Linked DNA regions of Homo sapiens: all the other regions are linked to region 2. Evidence: read pairs that join two places in POLR2A ChIA-PET (ENCODE). Cell type or tissue: HepG2. All regions are shown on one strand. Links, peaks and the distances in the headings refer to the core of each region. The heading gives the core; the rest is flanking DNA.

Region 1 (7,725 bases), core at 1,438-6,437, 180 kb before region 2:
TTACCAAGATAAGTCATATTCTGATCAAAAACCGAGTCTCAGTAAGTTGAAAATAATTCAAATATACAAAATATGACAACAAGAAAATTAAATGGAACTCAACAACAGAAAGATATCTGAAAAATCCCCAAATAGGTGGATATTAAACATAAATAACACACTTCTAAATAACTCAAGTATCAAAAAGGCAAGCAAAAGAATGTTAGAAATTATTTGAATTGAGTAAAAAGAAAAATTTGTGAGATGATGCTAAAGCAGTGCTTAGGAGGAAATATATAGCATTAAGGGCATATATATTTTAAAAATTGTTTCAAATTAGTGACCTTAGGAAACTGTAAAAAGAAGAACAATTCAAATCCAAATCAGCCAAAGAAAGTAATAAATATAAGAGCAGAAATCAGAGAAATGGAAAACAAATAAGCAAGAAGAATAGAGAAAATCAATAAAGCCAAAAACAGATTGAGAAGATCAATAAAATTGATAAACCTGTAGCCTGACTGATAGGAGACAAAAGAAGATACACATCACTAATATTGAGAAGGAAAGGGTGACATAATTATAGGTTCTATAAACATTAAGAGGATAATAAGGGACTATTATAACTTTTTACTAATATATTCAACAACTTAAATGAAATAGGCAAGCTACCAAAGCTTACTCAAGAAGAAATAGTAATATGCAAAGTTTTATTTTTATTAAAGAAATCAAATTTTTAATTAAAAATTTTCCCATTAAGAAAACTCCAGGCCCAGATGGCTTCACTGTTGAAGTCTACCAAAATGTAAAAGCAAAATAATAACAGTTCTACAAAAATTCTTTCAGAAAATTGAAGAAGAAGAAACTTCCCCTAATTCATTATATGAGACTAGCATTCACCCGGTACCAAAACCAAACAAAAACACAGAAGATAATGAAACTGTATGCCACTGTTCTTCATGAACATTGAAATAAAATTCCTCAACAAAATGTTAGCAAAATAAATCCCGTAATGAATACAATGGTTAATATATTCTGACCAAACTAGTTTATCCCACAAATGCAAGACTGGTGAAAAAAATTAGAAAATTAACCAATGTAATTTAATCTACACACACACACACACACACACACACACACACACACACACACACACACAAATTCTTCTCAATAGCTGAAAGAAAAACATTTGACAAGGTCTTACATTCATTCCTAACGAAAACTTTCATCAGTGTAGGAATAGAAGGGAATTTCTTTTACCTGACAAAGTCCATATATAAAAAATTTACAGCTACCGTCATGGTTTATCATGAACAACTGAATGCTTTCTGTCTAAGATTCCAAAGAAAGAAAGAAATGTCCATGCTCACCTCTTTTTCTTTGACAGGTTCTCGCTTTATCACCCACACTGGAATGCAGTGGCGCTATTATGGCTCACTGCAGCCTTGACCTCCTGGGCTCAATTAATTCTCCTATCTCATCCTCCCAAGTAGCTGGGAATACAGCTGTGCACCAGCATGCCTAGCTAATTTTTTTTTTTTTGTATTTTTGGTAGAGACAGGGTTTCACCACGTTACCCAGGCTTGTCTCAAACTCCTGGGCTCAAGTAATCCTCTTGCCTTGGTCTCCCAGAGTGTTGGGGTTTATAGGCATGAGCCACTGGATGGGTCCTCCATGCTCACCTCTTCTATTCAACATTTTATTAAGAAAATAAAAAGAAGTAACAGTATATAAATTATAGAAGAAGAAGGAAAATTTTATTTGGAACAACAAAATCATCTAGGTAGAAAATCTTAAGGAACCCCTCAAGAAAGATAATATAACTATATAACTAAGAAGTGAGTCATCATTGAAGTATATATAATGTACAAAATACATAAAAATATTAACCACAGTCAGGAATCAAAATTCTACAACCTATACCATTTATAATAACATTGAAAAAAATTTTTTGAGACAGTGTCTTGCTCTGTCACCCAGGCTGGAGTGCATTGGCATGATCTTGGCTCTGCCAACTTCACCTCTTGGGTTCAAGTGATTTTCGTGCCTCAGCCTCCCAAGTAGCTGGGACTACAGTCATGCGCCACCACATCTGGCTAATTTTTATATTTTTAGTAAAGACAGGGTTTCACCATGTTGGCCAGGCTGGTCCATAACTCATGGCCTCAAGTGATCCACCCACCTTGGCCTCCCAAATTGCTGGAATTACAGTCATGAGCCACTGCACCCAGACTAGAAAATTTAAAATATTTAGGAATAAATTTAATGAAAGATGTTGAAAACATGCACACTGAAAATGACAAAACATTGCTGAGAGAAGCTAAAGATGACCTAAATAAATACAGCAGAGAGATATGGCAGGTTCATGAATCAGAAGACTCAATATTGGTCAGATATTAGTTCTCCCCCTGGAGATTCAAAGCAATCCCAATAAAAGGCCAGCGCAATTTTTTAATAGAAATTGACAAGCTGATTCTACAATGTGTTTGAAAATGAAAAGAATCTAAAACAGCCAAAACAACTTTAAAAAATAATAAAGCTATTTATTTACACTATTTGATTTTAAGACCTATAAAGCTACAGTAATCAAGACGGTATGGTATTGGTGTAGATAGAAAATAGAACAGAGCAGATACTCTGGAATTAGAGGTAAGGCTACAGTAATCAATGTGATATGGTAGTGTAAAGACAGACAATAGAATAGAATAGAGAGTTTGGAATTAGAAATATAATTGATTTTTCACAAAGGGTCAATGCAATTCAATAGTGAAAGGATAATTTTTTTAAACAAATGACACTGAAGCAATTGAATTGCTATATGTGACAAAATGAATCTCATGCTATACACAGATTATATACACTTACCTCACACTATATGCATACTGTCCACAAAAAATTAACTCAAAATGGCTCTTAGACTTAATTGTAAGGGTTAATACTATAAAATTTCTAGAAGAAACAAGGAGAAAATATTCATGACCTTGGATTTGGCAAAGATTTCTTAAACAGGATACAAAAAGCATAAAAGAAAAAAGTCACTGTATGAATTATCTACTGTGGGACAACAAATTACCTCTAATCCTTAAATAGTGACTTAAATAGTACTTATTATTACCTTTGTGAGTCATGAATCCCAGCATGATTTAGCTGAGACCTCTGCTTCAAGGGTCTCTCACAAGGCTACAGTCAACTTTTAACTGGGGCTGTGCTCTCATTTGAAGTCTCAGCTGGTTAAGGATCCACTTTTGATTGTTGTTTTCAAGATTTAGTTCTCAAGGGTTGTTGAGAGGCTCTTAATTCTTTGCTAGTTATTGGCCAGGGGTAACTCTGTTTTGCCCTGTGGGCTTCTCAGTAGGGCAGCTCACAATAGAGCCTCTTGCTTCATCAAAGGGAGGATAAAAGAAGAGTCAGGGAGAGGGTACAAGCAAGAAGCAAGTCACAGTGTTTTCTAGTGTAATTCTGAGGTGATATTCTATCACCTTTGCCACAAGTTATTCATTAGAAATAAACCACTATGTCTAACTCACATTCAAGGGAAGAGGATTACACAAGGTCACAAATGCCAGAAGGTAGGGATTGTTGAAAACCGTTTCAGAAATTTCCAACCATAAACCATTGAACTTTACAAAAATTAAAATCTTTTGCTCTTCTGAAGACATTGTCATAGACTGGGAAAAAACATTATCCAATAAAAGAACTGTTATCTAAAATATATAAAGAATTCACACAGTTCAATAATAAAAAGACAAACAATTCCATTTTCAAAATGCCAAAAAGCTGGGCACAGTGGCCCATTCCCATCATACAAGCTACTTGGGAGGCTGAGGCAGTATGATTGTTTGCACCCAGGAGTTTGAGGCTGTAGTGCACCATGATCATGTAGTGCACTGTGAATAGCCACTGCACCCCAGCCTGGGCAACAAACTGAAACCCCATCTCAAAATAAAAAACTGGGCAAAAGATTTAAATAGATACTTCATAAAAAATATATGTGGATGGCAAATAAGTACATGACAAGATGCTCAACATCATTATTTGTTATGAAAATGCAAATTAAAACACAATGAGATACCATCATATATCCACTAGAATGTTAAAAAGACTAGCAATACTAGTCTTTGGTGAACATGTGAAGCAACCAGAACACTCACACACTGCTTGTGGTACTTGAAAATGATGTAATCTCTTTAGGAAACAGTTTGGAAGTTTCCTAAAAAGTTAAACATAAACCTATTATCATGAGATCTTTGGGGTGTTGCTTCACCTGCTGGAAACCTCTGTGGCCATTGGCACCTTTACCCAAGTTTTGCTCAGGCCTGCGGGGCTTGTTTTGCCCACTTGGCCTGTCAGGCTGCACTTGGCTTGCACTGTTGGTCTGGATCCCACACCTACCAAGGGTGAGCCAGGGACAGAGCGGTGAGGAATGTGTGAGTGAGCATGGGGTCTGGCCACTGCACACAGCCAGGCATGCCGGCTGCAGTGGGGCAGGCAGCTCCAGGTGCTGACACAGGTGCCGGCCCCCTGTGAGGCTGTGGCTGGACCAGGCATACTGCAAGCAGCTTCCACTAGGGGCACTGGGGAACACGGTGGCACCTGGAAGCTAGGAGACACCAGGAACCACACAGCCCCAAAGAAGGTGTCACAGCCCTGGCTTGGGGAGCTTCAAGGTCTGGGTTGCCCAAATGGTCGCAGCTCTCCTTTCTTCTCTCCTTCTCATCACCTGCAACATGGTGAGCAGGGGGGCATGTTTAAGCTCTGTTAGTGTTACAGCTCTTTCAGACTTGCCATTTGGGGGTCCCAAGTTCCTGTCCCACATCCAGGAAGAATGAGGTATGTGGACAACTGGACGGTGAGCAAGGTGAAGAGGTGTTTTATTGAGCAACAGTACAGCTCTCAGGAGACCCAAAGTGGGTAGCTCCTTTCTGCAAGCAGGTCACCCTGACATCTCTGCTTCCTCAGCGGAAAGGAGACCTGGAGTGGGTAGCTCCTATCCACAGACAGGTCATCCCATCATCTCAGCAGAGAGGAGACTGGAGTGGGTAGCTCCTATCCACATGCAGGTCATCTCAACATCTGTGCAGCCCTTAGCAGAGAGGAGACCCAGAATGGGTAGCTCCTATCCACAGGCAGGTTGCCCCGATGTCTCTGCAGCCCTCAGCAGAGAGAAGACCTGGAGTTGGTAACTCCTCTCCACAGGCAGGCTGTCCCATCATCTGTGCAGCCCTCAGTGGAGAGGAGACCCAGAGTAGGTAGCTCCTATCCACAGGCAGATCACCCTGATGTCTCTGAAGCCTTCGGCAGAGAGGAGATCTGGAGTGGATAGTTCCTATATGCAGGCAGGTTGTCCCGTTGTCTGTGCAGCCCTCAGCGTGGATTCTACCCACAGGCAGGATAGCTCCTATCCACAGGCAGGATAGCTCCTATCCACAGGCAGGTCATCCCAATGTCTGCAGCCCTCAGCAGAGAGAAGCCCTGGAGTGGGTAGCTCCTATCCAGAGGCAGGTTGTCTGGATGTCTCTACAGCTCTCAGTGGAGATGAGACCTGGAGTGGGTAGCTCCTGTCCACAGGCAGTTCATCCTGACAAGTCTGCATCCCTCAGTGGAGACTAGAGCTGGAGTGGGGAGCTCCAATCTGCAGACAGGTCATCTACCGAGTTTGGCTGAGTCCAGGGATTTTTATGGGCTTCAGAATGGAGAAAGTGCATGTTGATTGGTCCGTGGGCGGCCATGGGAGAACCTGAAAAAAGCACCATAAGTTCTCACTTCAGACAGTGGAACTGGCAGCCCGGGCCACAGCCTTCAGGCCATCCCTGGCTTGAAGGTAGGACTTCACCAGGAACCACCTCTTTCCACCCAGGAGCCTGGCTGCCTCCTGCTGCCGTCAACTTGCTGTCCATGGTGCTCACCAGCACCCAGGCTGTTCATGCTGAGGGGCACCTGCAAGCTCACACTGAGCTACCCTCTGCCCCCTCTCAGCCTCCCTCCCATGCTCCTCAGTGCCCAAAGTCCAGTGCGGACTGAGGTGGCAAGGGCTGGTGTGTCAGTGCTGCCCCAAGCATACACACTTGGCCAGGTCATGACAGTGCCCAGGCTGGGGTCTCAACTCTGCTCCAAAATCAGACCAGGCACCAGGAGTAGGGAGAGGAGCAGACAATTCCAAGCCTGCAGGGGTAGGGGGCCTTCCTGGCCCCCAGAGCTTTGGAATGCCTGGGTTCACAACCCCGGCTGGGTGACTGCAGGTGCACCTGGAGGGCAGGGCTTCTACCCCTCCAACTCTGAAAGGGGCGGGGCTTCCATCTGTTCCTGGATCCCTCTGGCTCTGTGGAGCACGCAGCCCCAGCGGTGCCTCCCCACTGCAGCCAGTGTCATGCCTGAGGCCACTCCAGACAGGCTGCAGTTGCCATCACTATTATATAACTCAGTCATTACATTCTATTATATTATTCTATTGCTGCTATAAAAAATTACCACCAATTCAGTGGTTTAAAACAGCACAAATTTATTATCTTACAGTCTGGAGGTGAGAAGTCTAAAATCAATCTCATTGGGCTACAGTCAAGAGTTGGAAAGGCTGGTTCATTCTGGAGGGTCCAGGGGAGATTCAGTTTCCTTGCCTTCTAGCTTCTAGAGACTGGCTGAATTTCTTTGGCTCCTGCTCCCATCCTCCATCTTTAAAGCCAGCAACATAGCATCTTTCAATCCCTCTCTCAGCTCCGTTGTCACTTCACTTGGTGTCTGACTCTGACTCTGTTGCCTCCTTCTTACAAGGGCCCTTGTGATGACATTGGGCCCCCTTGGTAATCAAGTGAATTTCCCACCTCAATTTCCCACCCTTCACTTAATCACATCTGCCAAGTACCTTTTGTCATATAAGGTAAATGGCAGAAGGGAATTAGGACATGGACGTCTTTGGCAGATCATTATACAGTCTGGCAAAAACTTGTAGGTATTCATTCCAAAAATAAAGGAAAGCATGTGTTCATAAAAAATCTTTTTATTTTTCCTTGAGACAGGGTCTCACTCTGTTGCTCAGGCTGGAATGCAGTGGTGAGATTATGGCTCACTGCAGCCTCAACCTCCTGGGCTAAAGCAATCTTCCCACCTGAACCTCCTGGGTAGCTGGGACCACAGGCATGCACCACCATGTCTGGCTAATTTTTTTTTTTTTGTAAAGATGACGATTTGCCACGCTGCCCAGGGTGGTCTGAAACTGTTGGCCTCAAGCAATCCTCCCACCTTAGCCTCCCAAAGTGCTGGGATTACAGGCATAAGCCACCATGCCTGGCCCCTACAAAATCTTTTACACAAATGTTCATAGCAGCTTTATTTGTAATATTTACAAGTATTTTATTTGTAATATTTACAGGTATTTTATTTGTAATATTTACAAGTATTTTATTTGTAATATTTACAAGTGTTTTATTTGTAAAACAAAAAGTAAACTATTCTCCTTTAGCAAGTGAATGGATAAACAAATTGTGATATATCCACCAAATAGAATACCACTCAGAATTAAAAGAAATTATACAGCAACAACATAGATGAATTCAAAGTAATCACAGCAGATAAAAGGAGCCAGATGATGGTGTACATACGGTATGATTCTATTTATAGAAAAATTCTAGAAAATCTAATCTTATCTGTAATCAAAAGCAAATCAGCAGCTGCCTAGGGACAGAGTGGGATGGGAGAGGTGGGTTTGGATTACAAAGGGTCATAAGGGCATTTTTGGGAGTGATGGATATGTTC
Region 2 (7,725 bases), core at 1,215-6,214:
AAGTCGGCAGCCGGGGGAGTGAGTCGGCTCCTTCTCCCAGGCTAGTCTGGGACTTTTCCCCTCTGCTGAAGCCAATACGATCCACTCGCTCAATTCTCGCAGGCTGGTGTCCAGCCTGCCATGCACACAGTGCCAGAAATTCTCATGTGACCAGACTTGCTTTCTGATGAAATTCTAACCCCTCTTAGAAGAGGCCTTGGGCTTTAGCTGTCCCCTCAATTTAGAGACCAGGCAGAAATCATTAGCAGCCCCTCTCCCCCGACCCAGAATTTCCTTCTGGGGCTGAACTGTACCATGCGACCTGCTCCTAGTGGTTCTGTCTGCTTGTCACTCCAGCACCCAGAGGTTTAAGGAAGCAGGGTAAGTTGTACATTCACACCACCTTGTTATGAACAGAGGCTCCTTTGAGGAAAGGAGGTGGCCTAAAAGTGACTTTCCCTAGGAGAAATACTAGATGTACTAAGTAACCCAGGCAGGATCCCTGTCCTCACTCTCCCAAGCCCACCTCCAGAGCTGTTTATTTTTAATTAAGATGCTCCTGGCAGCCAGTTTGCAGCTGATAACGTTGGCACAGCCATCACTACTGGCAAAGCAATATTGCCTTTTGGTGTTTAATTAGCAAGTCTGTCAGCAAACACCCTGAGCGCCCTATGCCCTCCCACCTGGCTGTGCAACCTGTTGGGAGGATGGGGACTGTGTACCCACTTCTGACTCAACTGTTTGTCCTATACCTTCCTTTAAATCCTTCACTTTAATTACTCATCGCCACTCTGATTACCCACTTTGCGTAACCTAGATCCTGCACACAAACCTCGCATCCAACGCAGCCAAGCAAGGCCCTCCTGGATTCCCTGCGACCTGAGGCCTCTACCCCTACCAAGAGCCACATAACACCTTTAGGGAAAACTAACTGCTTTTCCCTTCATTCCAGTTATAGCGGATGCTCAACGAGTTCTTTTTTTTTTTTTTTTTTTTTAATCAAATCCAGATTTCTGCCTGTAGCTCTTCCTCTCCTATCCTACCGCTCCAAATATTAACTTTTTGTGGCTTCGGCCTCAAATATGGAATGTGTCCTGAAGCTTTCTAAAACTTCACACAGGCAGAAACTTGTAATGAGGAAGAAACAAGATCTATTCAGTCCAGAAAGGAACAATACCAGATGAGGCATGAGGGAGGTATGAGAAATATCCAACGGGATTAGCGTCAAATCCTCGGGAGACCTTGGCCTTTGGACTAGGTCAAGTCTGCCCACAAAAATAGGAAATTGCTCTGGGCCCAGTGAGCAGGTATGGAGAGCCACAGTCTCACACCCACGCAAGGGCAAGGGCCCGGCCTCATCAACGTGTCAACATGGGGATGGAGCTGCTAAGTGAGGCGCTATTGCCACAGCGAGTGTGGGCGATGACTTCCTTTCTGCTTTCCTCCCTCACTCATTCTCCTCTCTGACTCTGGAGGTCTGGTCTGCAGTCTTGACGGCTCCCAGGCCACAGAAAGTCCACCAGAGAACCTAGAAGGAAGCACCAAGGTGGCAGAACTCAGAAGGGTTTTCTGAGCTGGAAGAGCCCTTGAAGACTGTCTGGTCAGTGGGTCCCCACTGTCCTCGAAGGTCCAGTACCGCACCTGTGAGGAAGCGTTTTCTGGCTTGCCCTCATTTCCGTTAGATGGAGTTCAAAGGGTAAGTCCGTGTGAGCAGCCAGGCCCAGGCCCCAGCAGTTCTGTGAGCATGACTCATCAATCAGGCCATTAGCCACCACAGAATGGGCCATTTTCACCTGGTATTCTCCTTGGAGAGCAAATAACGATTCCTTCAAGCTAAAAACCTCCCCAAGAGGCTAGACAGGCACCATCCCAGGCCTGAGAAAAGGGAGGGGGGCAGTGACTGAAATCCTGCACAGAAATTCGTGAGATTAGTCAGCCAAGAGACTCCGAAGCCCAGACACCCTTCCCCCAGAAATCGTGAATGAAATGCATTCCTGAAAGTAATATGCAAATAACTCAGACATGTAAATCACATAGAATTACGAATAAAGTGCTCCACAGCCAGGGTAAAAACAAAACCAAAGACACTTAGGTCACTGTGGTATCACAGCTCTTGTTACCTGAGGTTTTCTCTGTTTATTCTAAGAATATCTCCAAAATACCCAAAGAATTTGTTCCACCGGGATTAAATAATGACTAATCTTATTAGGTAACTGTTTCCTAAGCATCTTTTATTTTTATTTCACACCAAAAATAATTTCTGAAGCAGCACTCAAAGGTTTTAATCAATTTTCTCCTGAAACGGTCAAGGAGAGAGACTAAAATAACGTGTTGTTTTTGTAACTAAAGATGATAATTGCATACATTCTCAAAGTGCCCTTCACTGACTTGTTAAGCTTTTAAACGCTGCCTATTTACGCTGATCAATTCCTCCCATTCTCCCCACAATGATTATTCTAGTTACAAAGAAATAGAGGACCAGACCTGTGTACCACTCAGCAGAGAACAAAGGGCTAGGGACTCCAACCTCAGACTGCAGAATCTGGTATCTGATCACATAGAAACACAAATAGATTTTTTAATGTCTTATAATTAAACCTGTTACTCACACAGCCCCGTGAAAGGGCTGTGACCTGGGGCAGTGGGCCACTTTCTGATGATCTGGTGTGTGGGATTTGGGACTCATCAAATTTGGATACAGGGCTTTCTAAACACCATGCCCCTTTCGGGATAGGGGAGGGCATTTCTAAGGAACTCCCAGGGACTGAGGAAGGGAGGGGCCCAGTCAGGCAGCTCTGAGCTCTGGAAAAGGTCCTACAGGGTGAACTCCCATCCACCGCCCTTCTCTGGCTGCCTGGAAGGCTCACTCCTTTGCACCGAGGGAAACACTTGTGATTAAAGCCATGGCTGGGAAGCCAGGTGGGTCCTTGAAGGAAACCTCTATTACCTCAGGCCAAATGTTGCCCACCCTCTAATTCAAAAAGGGGGTTAAGGCAGGCCGGAGGAAGACCCCTGCATAAGCACTGCCCTCAATGCCAGTTTTTCCTTGGGCAGCCCTAATACTAACCTGCCCTATTTAGTAACCATGGAAACAGGAGCTGCCTGCCAGCCATATTCAGCAGACACATGCTTCCTGTTGGCAGCAGCCCCTCAGCTGAGAAGGGCCAAGAGAGTGAGTGCAGAGTCCTTTTCCCAAAGCACCACGGTCCCTGCTAGAAGATCAGGCTCCCAGTGAGGTAGGCCCTCTCTCCAACAGGGCATGGAGGGAGATGGCAGGAGAAAGATATGCCTGCTAGGTACCTGCTTTTCACTGTTTCAGCACATCTGGAACGTAATACTGCCCATAGCCCCAAACCCTCCCCAAAGCAGCCCAGAATCAGGGCATCAAGCCTTACACTGAGGCACTCTTGGGCTTTGTCAAGCGGCCCCATGGACAGTGACTCTGCCCATGGCTAGAGGACAGTGACTCACCCCAGGCTTCAAGGCCTGGCTTGTTCCTGCCCAAAGGGACATCGGTCAGGGGTGAACACCAGTAATCGTGATCAGAACAGCTCAAAACATCTTGTGGCAACTACTAAGACCCTTTATCCTACTCCCTCTCCCCTAAAGATCAATGCTTTCTGGCTTTTTGCTTCCCCTAAACCCAGGTGATCTGGCTCTTGCTGAACAAAGACAGCTTTAATGAGCCAGGGCATGAGGCTGATGCAACCAGCTCCATCTTTCCTGGTGCCCTGGGAAGTAGGCAATGATTAGCCTGGACCTTGCCCCACTCAGCACCAGCCTGGCGTCACGGTGAGGACAGCCTCTGCAGACTCGGCTCTGTGGAGAGCAGTGTGGCAGGTGCCTGGGAAGCCCTAGGCAGATAAAGGGGCAAGTTGATCCGCAGCCTTGCTTCTCAAGACTTCCCCAGCACCCACCCTATCTCTGCCTGATTCTGAACAAATAAGCCAGCAGCTCACACACCTTCCCACAAAGAGCCAGAGGGCCTGAGGGAGGAGAGCTGGGAAACCAGGGAGGACAGGAGGAAAGGACTTTGTGCAAAAGGTCAGCTCCTCTTCCAGCCAGGCTCAGTAGCTACAGAAGCTGCCAAAGACAGTTCTACACATTTCCCTATATGCAAATCTGATTGATTTCTTGCTCCGAAAGGGAATGCAAACAAGACTTAGTGGGAGGAGGGCAGGCAACAATGCCTGCGCCCTCTGGCCCCCTTTGTGTATTGCTGTGGACAAGACGTTCGCCTGCCCTGGTGAACACAGACAGTACATTTAGGAGTGCGTGCTGTACATATCCTGGTCTAACAGTTTCCCCAGATTCCTCAAGGGGATGAAAGAGTATGGCTGTTAAATGGTCTCTATCCGGAAGCAATATTGATCTGCCTAGCACATAAACAAAGAGACTAAAGTACAGTCTTCACAGCAGATTTCTCTCTGCTGGGCCTTCTGTCTTCCCTTACCAATTTCTGTTTCTCTAACTAGCTATTAAAATTGTATAACTGAGTAATGCGAAGCAAAATTAGGCACTGTGCCCTGTTTTGCTTTCTTACGCTATCACACACAATTCTGCCCCATTCACCTCTCTACCACTACCACCTAGTTCCTGGTGTCACCCCAGAAATCTTATATTACACAAGCTCAATTTTCTGTTTTTAGCGTTCAGGCAAAAAGAAAGAAAAGAAAAAGAAAGAATACATACAGGACATAATCCCAAGCTCTCAAATGGCAGACTCACTATCTGATGATCTTGGCCTTCTCTGAGATTCTATGAAAGTCATGGGCCCTCCTTCTAGAGCAAAAGACACATACTTGCAATGCTTTACAATTAGAACTTGTCCAATCCGCTTTACTATGTTGTTCCGTTTTGCTCTGTTTTAGGCATTTACCAGCCTGAAGCCGTGGGTTTTTTTTTTTTTTGTTTTTTTTTTTTTAATCTGAGACGGAATCTCGCTCTGTCGCCAGGCTGGAGTGCAGTGGCGCGATCTTGGCTCACTGCAACCTCTGCCTCCCAGGTTCGAGCAATTCTCCTGCCTCAGCCTCCCGAGTAGCTGGGACTACAGGCACATGCCACCACGCCAATTTTTTTTTTTTTTTTTTTTGTATTTTAGTAGACACTTGGTTTCACCATGTTGGCCAGGATGGGCTCGATCTCCTGACCTCGTGATCCGCCCACCTCGGCCTCCCAAAGTGCTGGGATTACAGGCGTGAGCCACTGTGCCCAGCCAAAGCCATGGTTTTTAGTTTCTGTCTCTAGTGATAAGTGGAAAAGAGGGATGAGGAAGGGGCTTTACTGGCCCAACCAGAAACAGAAACTAAGAACCCATTCTCCCTCTTGGACACCTCTGCTTCAGGGGATTCTTGTATCCACTAGAAGCCCATCCATATACCCCTTGGAGTCTTATCCATCCAAGATGATTCACCACCTACTTCCCAAGATTCCTTTTCTTCTACACTTACTATGCAAGCAATTACACCTGGAGCAATCACTTACTTCTCCTGCCATCTCAGCTCCTGGGTTTTCTTTGCTGTACACTTTTCTCTTTCCCTTTCCATCCACTTTTGGTAGGCATGAGCTATGTAAGCAACTAATAGGCAACGACCACAAAGCCCTTCAGAGGTCCCTCCCATGCAGAGTGCTGCAGAAATGGGCAGACGGGCATCTGCGAGGCCCTCTGGAGGCCTTACCAGCCAGGAACAGCTGCCTCTCTCCCACCTCCACTGCGCCAGTTCTCTGTCTCACAAGCACCTCTGCAAAATGGCATCTTCCAAAACTGAGCTGTGAGACAGACACCTGCTTGTCTTCAAAATGGCTCTGTAACACACCCTGGAGGTAGGAGGCTAGAGAGCGAGCCAGGATGGGTTCTGGTCTTCACCACTAGCTAGCTGGGTGACTTTGGGGAATTAATTAACTTCTCTGAGCCTTAGTTTCCTCCCCAGACTTACCAAGTTATTGTAAGCATCAAGTGAGATATCACATGGAGGGCCTGGCACCCAACACATAGTAGGCACTCTACAAACATGAGCTTCCTTCCCCCTTCGAAAGAAGGGACAACAAACCCCATCTTCCCCACTGTACTCGCAGGGCACACGCCCACCCACACGCTGGGCTACAGGAACCACGCCTGTAGCCACGAGAAGAGAGTGGACACCCACCCATGCCATGAGCCACTGACCACTGGCTGGCTCCCAGCTGGTATACTTAGGAGCTGGTATAATAAGGAGACTTCTAAAAGCTTTTAGCCTTAAAATATATGTTACTCATTAAATTCTAAAACTGCTTATTCAAATACCACATATGGTTTTAATCACACTTGCCCAGATGTCTCAGGATTGTCTACTCCAGAGTCTCTGTCATGTTAGGAGTTGTTTAACAGGCAGCAGGTGTATCCACAGCATCTGCTCACATGATCCTAACCCAGGGGACTCCTGGGTTCATCCACAACTACCAGCTCTCCATGTACCACCCTTGTCTGAGCCAATCTGACTGGGGATCCTGTGGGCCCCCTCTGCCTATGGGGCCTGGGTGGTACCCCTCCTTTCCCATTGCCTTGGGACCAAGCTAGTTGCAGAATTGGACTTCAGCCTCAGTCCTGATTGGATGCCCTACAGGATCCTCACTCCTCCAGCCCCACCTCCTCCTGCCCTGGCCCTGCAATTCAGCCCTGGGAACAGATCTTCCACATGTGTTTAGCATCCCCAGAGAACCACCTCTCACATGCCGACTCCTTCATATTTCCCCGCCCTGTATTACTGGGTTGTCTGATACCAACCAATTCTAGAACTACAACCGTGTCTGGTATAGCTCCTCAGATGTTGTGACCCCTCTGCCCTCTCTAGACTTTCTCTCTGTGTCCTCCCAGATACTGCCTTCTGCCTAGATCTCCTTCTCTCAAGTCCCTAATGGCAGGAATCTGCCAGAGTTACAGTGCATTCTTCTAAAGCCACACATCCCTATCTCCACCTAGAAAGGCTGCCAAGTGGCTGAGTGGATGAACCTGCCTGCAAGGGATCACCCGCCTAGGAAGGCAGGAACCCAGGGGCGGAGGGCGGGGTCAGTACCAGGTGAGAGGTGGAGTCAGGAGTAACCCCACCCATTCCAGCCTGGAGAGAAAATGGTCTTATCAATCGCTTTTCTGTTGTCAAGCAAATTCTAGCCATGCAAACAAAATATTTCAGTGGGAAAATATCTCTTTTTCATGGTCATAAGCTGATCATGGGCATTACCATCTAAGTGACGTACTGGATAATTCTGTATCCTGCCAAAGTAGCTGTGAGAATCAGTCCAGATGAGGAGTTCTGAACCTAGGGGTGGACTGGGGCTTCCATGGGCCACTAGAAACTGTATACAAATTGTTGTGTTCATTGAGGAGAGGGGTTATGACTTTTACCCAATTTCAAAGAGTCACGTGACCAAAAAATTCCTTCTGATCCAGAAAGACTTTCAGTGGCATGTAGGAAGGGAGGTGAGAATACCTTGGTGGTCACAGAAGTGAGTACGGACTGATAAAGCACCCTGGCTGGCCACCTTGCACACACCCGGGTTGTAGCAGGGATGTGGCTGGTAAGAGGAGGGGATAGATAGCCTTGAGGCAAGTAGTATTGCAGTTTCTTATGGCCGCTGGAGCAGCTTTAACCAGCACGGGAACCCCTTCACTCAGTGGGTGGATGGACCTTGTTTGCATGTAATACTTAGGACAGAAAATTGGAAGAGCTACAAGTTTGACTCTCAACAACCCCTCCTCACCACAGACTT
Region 3 (7,725 bases), core at 1,438-6,437, 230 kb after region 2:
TTCTAGGAGAAACTGCTGTAGTCCAGGGTATATGTGAACTTGGGGACAGGTGCCTGGATTCAATCCTGCTGCTTTCCCTGTGGTTTGCCTTCCCATCTGGGAATGGGGCAATGATCCTGCCTACCTTAGAGGGTTGTTATGAAGATTAAGTGAGGTCTGATATACATGAAGAACCCAGAAAAGTGCCTGGTGTGATGCGTTATTACTTCATTATTATTTTCAACTGCTAAACAATTAAGATTCACTAAGCTTTAATAGATGGTTATTTGTTGTGAGGCCCACGAGTGGGGCTCAGAATGCCTTTCCTTCCAAATATGCTTACCAGAAGAAGTCATCCTACTAGTTTGTTGAGAACTTAAAAGGCAGAGATGTCATTCTGAGGGGAAGAAATTTAAGACCTACTCCCCCAAACTGGGTCACTGAAAGCAGGAATTAGGACACTGAAGATCCACTTCTACTTCCACAAACGCATTCAGGCATCATTTATGGAGTGTCCACTGTGTACATGATATTCTGCCAAGCCTTGGGGAGAATTACAAAACAGTTAGAAAGCACGGATGTTTAGCTTTCAAGAGCTTCTGGTCTAATGCAGAAGATAAGCTAGGCACATAGTCAAGTAGCTTCCTTATTGCCTACAGGACTCATTCATTTGTTCAATCAATATTCAAAGCTACTTGTTGTGAGCTAGCCACAATGCTAGGGACTGAGGTTACAAAGATAAAGGAAAAGAAGACGTGCTCCCCCCACTTTCCTCCCACTCCCCCAAGATGCTTATTGTCTGGGAGAAGAGATAGAAAACCACACAGAAAATTATAGAGCTTTGAAAGTACCTTGGGAATCCAGGAGTCCCTCCCCACCACCAGCAGACTAGGCTGCAGAAGAATGTCTGGGAAAATTCTCGGAGGAGGTGACATGGGGCTGCTCAACCCCAGGCTCCTTAGCCTTGCATTTGAAGCGCTTCCGGATCTTTGCCCCACTGACTTTCTCAGCTGTATCTCTTAAGTCAAGCCCATTTCCTATACTCATTCATGCTCTGCTGTCTGACTTTGCTCAAGATTGCAAGGTCCATGGCAGCAAGGACAGCATTTGTCTTCTTCACCAAAGGGTCCCAAGAGACTTGTGGAGAGCCTGGCTAGTCTCAATGCTTAAATGAATGAATGTGGTCTTTTGTTTGTGCAGGGACAAGCCTGACCAGCCTTGAAGACCCAAGTAAGGCTCAGCCTTTGTTTAGCCATCTCAACAGCAGAGACAGGTAACTGCCACTTACAAGATACTCCTACATCCTTCCTGAGCCCTACTAGGCTTGGAAGCCTGGTCAGCCAGGCAACCAGCCATGAGATCTGGAATTGGTGGTGCTGCCTGCCTTAGACACGATATACCTGCATCTGCCTCAGTTTTCCTTCATGACTAGACTTCTTCTCTGAATACCACTCTACCAGTCTAAGTCTTTCAATCAGCCTCCCAAGCCTTCCCCTTTCGGGACCAGATCATGTTCCCTTTATCCTTAGCTGTGTTTCTTGTCCTCTTCTGAACAGGCTGATGGCACAGAACCATGCCTGACTTTGTCACCAGTACTCTGAACCCCAGTGACCTTCTTTACCAGCACCTGCTGCAACCAAGGTCAAGTTTTTGGCACCCTTTTAAACACTGTGCACTGAACTGCTCAGCCTCCATTATTTTCCCAGCCTTGTCCTATCTTCTTCCTCATAACTCCTGAGTCTGGTTTCTACCCTGCGCCCTAGCCACAGCATTCCTTGTACGCAAGTCAGTCCTAGGTTAGATAGCCCATTTCAAATGCAGCCTCCCTGTGTAATTCCCTCTCACAATGTAATCTTTCTCTTCCCTGAAGTCCCGTATCACCACACCTGCACCTCACTTAAAGACCTTTTTATTTTACATCACAGCTGTTTGTGTACCTGTCATCCTTTTTTTTTTTTTTTCCCCAGAGATGGAGTCTCGTTCTGTTGCCCAGGCTGGAGTGCAAATACTGTGATCTTGGCTCACTGCAACCTCTGCCTCCCAGGTTCAAGCAGTCCTCCTGTCTCAGCCTCCCGAGTAGCTGGGATTACAGGCATGTGCCACCACACCTGGGTAATTTTTATATTTGTAGTAGAGACAGGGTTTCACCATGTTGGCCAGGCTGGTCTCGACCTCCTGAGCTCAGGCAATCCACCCGCCTCAGCCTCCCCAAGTGCTAGGATTACAGCCATGAGCTACCTACCACGCCTGGACTATCATCCTTTCTATAAGGCTTGTAAGCCAAGCACATGTGTTTTTCATCTCTGTATGCCCCAAGGTCACTACTGGACCCTCAGACGGTTTTCTGAAAAGATGAAGAAATCAGACAAATTAAATAGGATGCAGTAGTCTCCCTGACCCTCTGGACCCACTCCATTCTGCCTGCACATCCCCTCCTATAGTAATCACTCTAAACACAGCTTTTCTCATGCCAAATGCTTTCCCATTGCCACATTCCTTATCTTGAATCAAGTCTGCCCCTACCCCTTTTGCCGTATCTGGCCTGGATCCTACCTTCCCAACCTCGTCTGTTGACACATCTTCCATCACCCCAAACTGTACTTCCATAAGGACCCATCCAACCCTCATTTTTGTCTTGACGTTATGTTTTTCTTCATCCTGGAAAATTTTCTTTTCCTTCCCCTGTTCCTGCCTGGCCACCTAATGTGGTTTGGCTATTGGCCTGGCTCAGTAATCACACTCAGCACTGAGATATTTTAGGATGAAAAAGCCCTTCATTTCAATGTTGTGAGTAGATTTTAGGATGAAAAAGGCCTTCATTTCAACGTTGTGAGTAGATTTTTCTAGCAAGAAATGAGTCTTCTTAAGTCCTTAAGGGTGGATGGTACCCTTGTCTTGGGAAACCATGTGGTGGGTGGGACAAATGAAAATAAAAATGTGCCTAAGGTTCTTGAACTAAGAACTGTGAGGAATTGAAGCTGAAGGTAGATGTCTTCAGTCTGAGAAGCTAAGTGTTCTGTTCGGTAACAGAAATGAAATGTACAGCTGAGTAGGAGTGGGGTAGGGAGCTGCAGAATGTCCCTCCGGTTGCAACAAATTTAGCTGATGCTGTATCTGTACTGTCCTTTGTTTCTGCAGGATGTGGGATTTCTTTATTAAGAGCTACTTACTAATATAATAGCAAATATTTGTTACACACTTACCATGTGCCAGAACTGAGACAAGTCCTTGAGAGGATTAACTCTTGCAATTCTCATAACAATTTTATAATTTTTCAGGCAGAGAAGTTAAGGATCATGTCCTGCAAATAAAGGCTGAACCAAGATTTGAATGACAGGGTCCTGACTCCACAGGCTGTACTCTTAACTGCTACTACCACAGTTTTTGTTTGTTTGTTTTTTAAATCTCACCCTTTAAAAATTCCTTTTTAGGTATGTTTTATTAGTAGTATAATAGAGCATCCTGGTTCCTTGGGGGTCCAAACTGAAAAATTTTTACCGGTAGGAATGCCCAGTCACATTATGCCACTTTTTCACATGCTACCTTGCTTCATTTGCTTATTGCTTCATATTCATAAATCGTATTTCTCCTAGGAAATTTGGAGTGTCCTTGAAGGTAGGAATTATGTCTTAAACTTTCACTTGGTTCCCACAGTAGGCCTAACTGTATTGTCCCTACTCATTGAATTGAATAAAACTGGTACTCCAGCAACCTTATACCTCTGGAGTAAAGCAAAGCTAGTGCAAATATATACAGTAGAAGTATAGTCCATTTCCAGAGCTTCTGGGAAGGCCGAAATCACTAACCACACAGTAACTTAAAAATAATCCTGCTGGCCAGGCACGGTAGCTCACGCCTCACTTTGGGAGGCCGAAGCAGGCAGGTCACAAGGTCAGGAGTTCAAGACCTGCCTGGACAACATGGTGAAACCCCATCTCCATTAAAAATACAAAAATTAGCCGGGTGTGGTGGCACGTGCCTGTAATCCCAGCTACTTAGGAGGCTGAGGCAGGAGAATTGCTTCAACTCGGGAAATGGAGGTTGCAGTGAGCCAAGATCATGCCATTGCACTCCAGCCTGGGTGATAGAGTGAGACTCTGTCTCAAAATAAAAATAAAAATAAAACACCAACATGAAACCGTATTTAATTTAGGGCTTTGCTGTCCAGCGAACTCAAACTGCAGATGTGCTGCAATCAGCCTAATTGAAAGTGGTTATAACCCATGCTTTGACTCCCTCTGTTGGCAGGAAGAGGTTGCTTTCTCACTTGCGGGAATTCTTAGCTCAGGTTGTATAATGGCTGTTTACTACAGATACAGCCTGAGAAAATTCAGCCAGATTAGATAAGGGGAAGACAACACCCACTGAATCTTTCTCCCCAGATGGCAACTAAATACTCTTTTCATTTTTCTTACATGCTAACATTGCTACCTATAAACTGCTTAGTTAATTGTTCAGAGAACCACCACACACCTGACCTTGTTTGGCTGTGACTTTCTTCTTTTTTTTTTTTTTTTTCTTTTGGAGATGGGGTCTCATTCTGTCGCCCAGGCTGGAGTGCAGTGGCGCGATCATAGCTCACTGTAACCTCAAGCTCCTGGCCTCAAGTGATCCTCCCGCCTCAGCCTCCAGAAGTGCTGGAATTACAGGCGTGAGTCACTGCACCTGGCCCCAGTCTTCTAATTGCAGGGTATAAGAAGTACAACCTTGATAGCTCACAGAAGGCTGCACAGGGAAAGCCTGGCTTTCCCACACTGTCTGCTAACACTGTATCTCTAATATTTTCCATGATACAGGAATTTTTTTGGCTTCATCTAGTGGAATAAAATATCTAAAATTATTCGTTTGAATCATTAAGTGGAATCAAACACATACACATCTTTCCTTAGCACATTGTTTCTTTCCCAATTCCCCCTTTCCAGAATTTTTATATACGCATCTCAACTGTCACTTAATCACGTCAATGACTCCTCATCATTTGAGATTTGGCTCCAATACCCCAGGCAGAATTCCTCTGTATGGTTTTCCCACAGGCATACAGAGCATCTCTTCTCCCATTTCGGCTGTGAGCAACTCCTAAGACCAGTGGAGACCCTGAGATGCCACCAGTGCCTGGCATATTTCAGAATTCAAAAAAGATTTGTTTAAATAAATACAATTTAAAACCATATTCCATTTTAAAGGCTAATTTTATCCATATGAGAATTCTCCCTGCATGCAATGTGAAGACATTTAATTCATTAAAGGGGCATAACAATTTTATATATATATATATATATATATATATATATATATATATAAAACTTTGTTTACATTAGAGTATAATTAAATAGGCCTGGCACCAATCAGGGCTCTGCCACTTACTGTTTGGAGAAGCGATTCACAATTCGCATCCTTGCACGTTCTTCCTAGATGTGCCAAGAATGCAAGACCCTGATCACGCTTTACTTGGGCCATTTCTCAGCGTTGTGTTTGCAGCGAGCAATCTTGAGGGATGAGGTAATGTCTCCCTATGGAACAAAGAGCAGGCTTGCTTACTGCTCACTATAACATGGTGGGTTCCCCAAGCTCAGCATTCCTCTTCTGTAATGCAACCCATCTTGTGTGTAAGCATGCATCTGGGCCCGTGTGCTTCGTTCCTGTGAGAACTGGGGTCCAGGGAGCCAACTCAAAAATGGTGATACTCTGGCTATTGCTTTTGTTGTAATAGTCTTTTATCTCTGACTCAGAAGTCTGGTGTGTTCTGTCAGCATTCATGAAACCGTGAAAGCTAACGTGTTAGTTTGCAAACATAACAAAATATGATTCATCACAGTTCTCCACGCTCACTAGCTGGGCGTCCCTACACGAGTTTTTTAACCTCTCTTAGCTGCAGTTTCCCTTCTTTATATTATAAAGGGGACGGTGGTGTGTATGTACCCGCCCCATAGCTTCGTCTTGGGGTTAAGTAAGACTGTAAAATCCCTACCACACTGGACTCTTCCCAGGACTTCCCTTTCCCTCTTTGAACTCTGCCAGAGACTATTCTGCATTTGAGGCCTGGCGATGCTGGGCAGGGGCGGGTATGGGTGAAGCACAGGGTGGGCCGCGGCTGGCGGGTTTGGTGCAGAAACGGGCTGTGGCCGAGCCGAGAAAGCGCGCCCAGCGGCCGCCCTGCGAATCCTCCGTAGGCGGGGCCGGGACTGCTGTGAGCTAATAGGAACGGGGGCCGGGCGTTCGGTCTCGCCGCTGCAGTCGCAGAGCAACCACGCGGCTTTGACCGTCTATTTCAAAGGGCTTCGGGGTCTTGCGGATGGGGATCACTGCGGGCACTGGAAACCTGCCGGCCCCCACCCAGCCGCCTCTCAGATTCGTGGCGACCGCACCCTTCTGGGCAGCGGCGCCAGGCCCGCTGCCGTCCCCACCGCTCGCAGCCACCAGGAAACCCCGCGGCCGCGCTCGAGCGCGCGCCCTCCGACCACATGCACCCGCATACGCATGCTCCCAGCGCTCCCACGCGTGCTGACACCCTCCCGGCTTCCGCCCACGCAGTCGCGGGCCCCGGGCGCGCGGGCTCGGGGCAGCTGCGCGGCGTCCTTGGAGGCAGGTGCTGGCGGCAAGACGAGCTCTCGGAGGATGCTGCGGCGCGGGGCGCGTCGCCCCCCTCAGTCCACCAGAGCCCGGATACCTCAGAAATTCGGCTCTGGGTCTGTGGGGAGCGAAATGCAACCCAAACCCCGTTTTTCGAACCCCGCGCAAATAAACACGCACAAGCACGCACACAGACGTCGCGCGGCGGCGCTCGCGCGCAGGTCCAGCCGCGGCTGGGTCGGGCGCGGCGGCCGGGCGCGAGGGAAGAGCCCAGGCCCGAGAGGGGTCGCCGCTTACGTCTCGCAGCCCGAGGGGAGGCCGCTCGGCCTCGGCCGCTCACAGGCGCGACGTAAAGGCCCGGCGTCACCGGCCCGGCTTAACGGTGCAACGGCTGGCCTGGGCCTGCAACTCTGGGGTCCCGGCCGGGCTGGAGCGGCCGCCGGAGAGACCTGGTAGGCGGGGCGCTTGGGGCAGGAAGGGAGCCGGGGAGGGAAAAGCGCGACTGTGATTCGTACGGCTGGGCCCGGACCGTGAAGGGGACCGGGTTGCGGCTGCCCTCACACCGACCAGGTGGGACCGTCGGACTGCGGCCGCCCTTGGCTCAACTGGGTCGCCGACCTTGTTGAGGGGCGACCACTGCGGGGAGACCGAGAGCCTGCGGCTGGCGTTTGAGGCGGATGGCAGTGCCCTGAGCGCGGCGGCTGGGTCTCGGTGACACTGACGACGGGAGGCGCGGTCGGAAGAGCGCGGGGCCGTCGCCTCTGGCTTAACATAGCAGATGCGCTGAGACTCCAACAGGTGGCTCCGTGGCGCAATGGATAGCGCATTGGACTTCTAGAGGCTGAAGGCATTCAAAGGTTCCGGGTTCGAGTCCCGGCGGAGTCGTAACGCTTTTTTCCCTCCCCCCTACAATTTATTTTCTGCCTCCATCATGTCTCTTATTTTTTTTTTTTGCTAAACGGTTTAACTTCTCTCTCATTCCCTGCTCTCGCAGTTCACTGCATTCGGTTCTTGCGGTCCTTTCTTAAGCGGCTCGCAGGGTCCCGAGCCCCTCAGCTCCCCGGGCCTCGGTGGCCCAGGGCCCAGCTCAGCCGACTGGGCAGTCGATGTAGGTCCTGAGAAGAGCGGCGGCGGCGGCGGCGGCGGCGGCGAAGGAAAAGCGACACTGAAGCGAAG

The links. ChIA-PET counts read pairs that join two places held together with the same protein. Peaks named below come from ENCODE experiments on the same cell type or tissue, not always from the same donor. Only the 100,000 strongest peaks of a DNase experiment are listed, where the experiment ranks them.
Region 1: POLR2A ChIA-PET joins it to region 2 with 10 read pairs; 5 of 35 experiments call an interaction of 5 or more read pairs at or near these places.
Region 3: POLR2A ChIA-PET joins it to region 2 with 63 read pairs; 19 of 35 experiments call an interaction of 5 or more read pairs at or near these places.

The regions. Positions count from the first base shown.
Region 1 is chr1:93,429,335-93,437,059 of GRCh38, forward strand. No RefSeq gene overlaps it. Among named protein-coding and RNA genes, the nearest start is that of FNBP1L, 15 kb to the right of the region's middle. In HepG2, for the core only: a CTCF peak has its summit at 4,557; a DNase peak (open chromatin) is centred at 4,524.
Region 2 is chr1:93,614,050-93,621,774 of GRCh38, forward strand. All of the region lies in intron 3 of BCAR3 (BCAR3 adaptor protein, NSP family member), which reads right to left. Among named protein-coding and RNA genes, the nearest start is that of BCAR3-AS1, 26 kb to the left of the region's middle. RefSeq lists enhancers at 1-98, 99-751, 1,405-2,057, 3,365-4,017. In HepG2, for the core only: a CTCF peak has its summit at 5,630 (motif pointing left); DNase peaks (open chromatin) are centred at 1,242, 1,702, 3,702, 4,282 and 1 weaker place; H3K4me3 peaks cover 495 bases.
Region 3 is chr1:93,840,224-93,847,948 of GRCh38, forward strand. It overlaps MIR760 (microRNA 760), which reads left to right and starts at 6,609; the gene lies at 6,609-6,688. TRR-TCT1-1 (tRNA-Arg (anticodon TCT) 1-1) reads left to right here and starts at 7,350; the gene lies at 7,350-7,434. It also overlaps a transcript of BCAR3 not described here. RefSeq lists enhancers at 5,900-6,029, 6,705-7,495, 7,710-7,725 and silencers at 6,160-6,219, 6,310-6,689, 6,870-7,009. In HepG2, for the core only: CTCF peaks have their summits at 4,219 (motif pointing left) and 6,118; DNase peaks (open chromatin) are centred at 4,228, 5,608 and 6,148; H3K4me3 peaks cover 1,142 bases.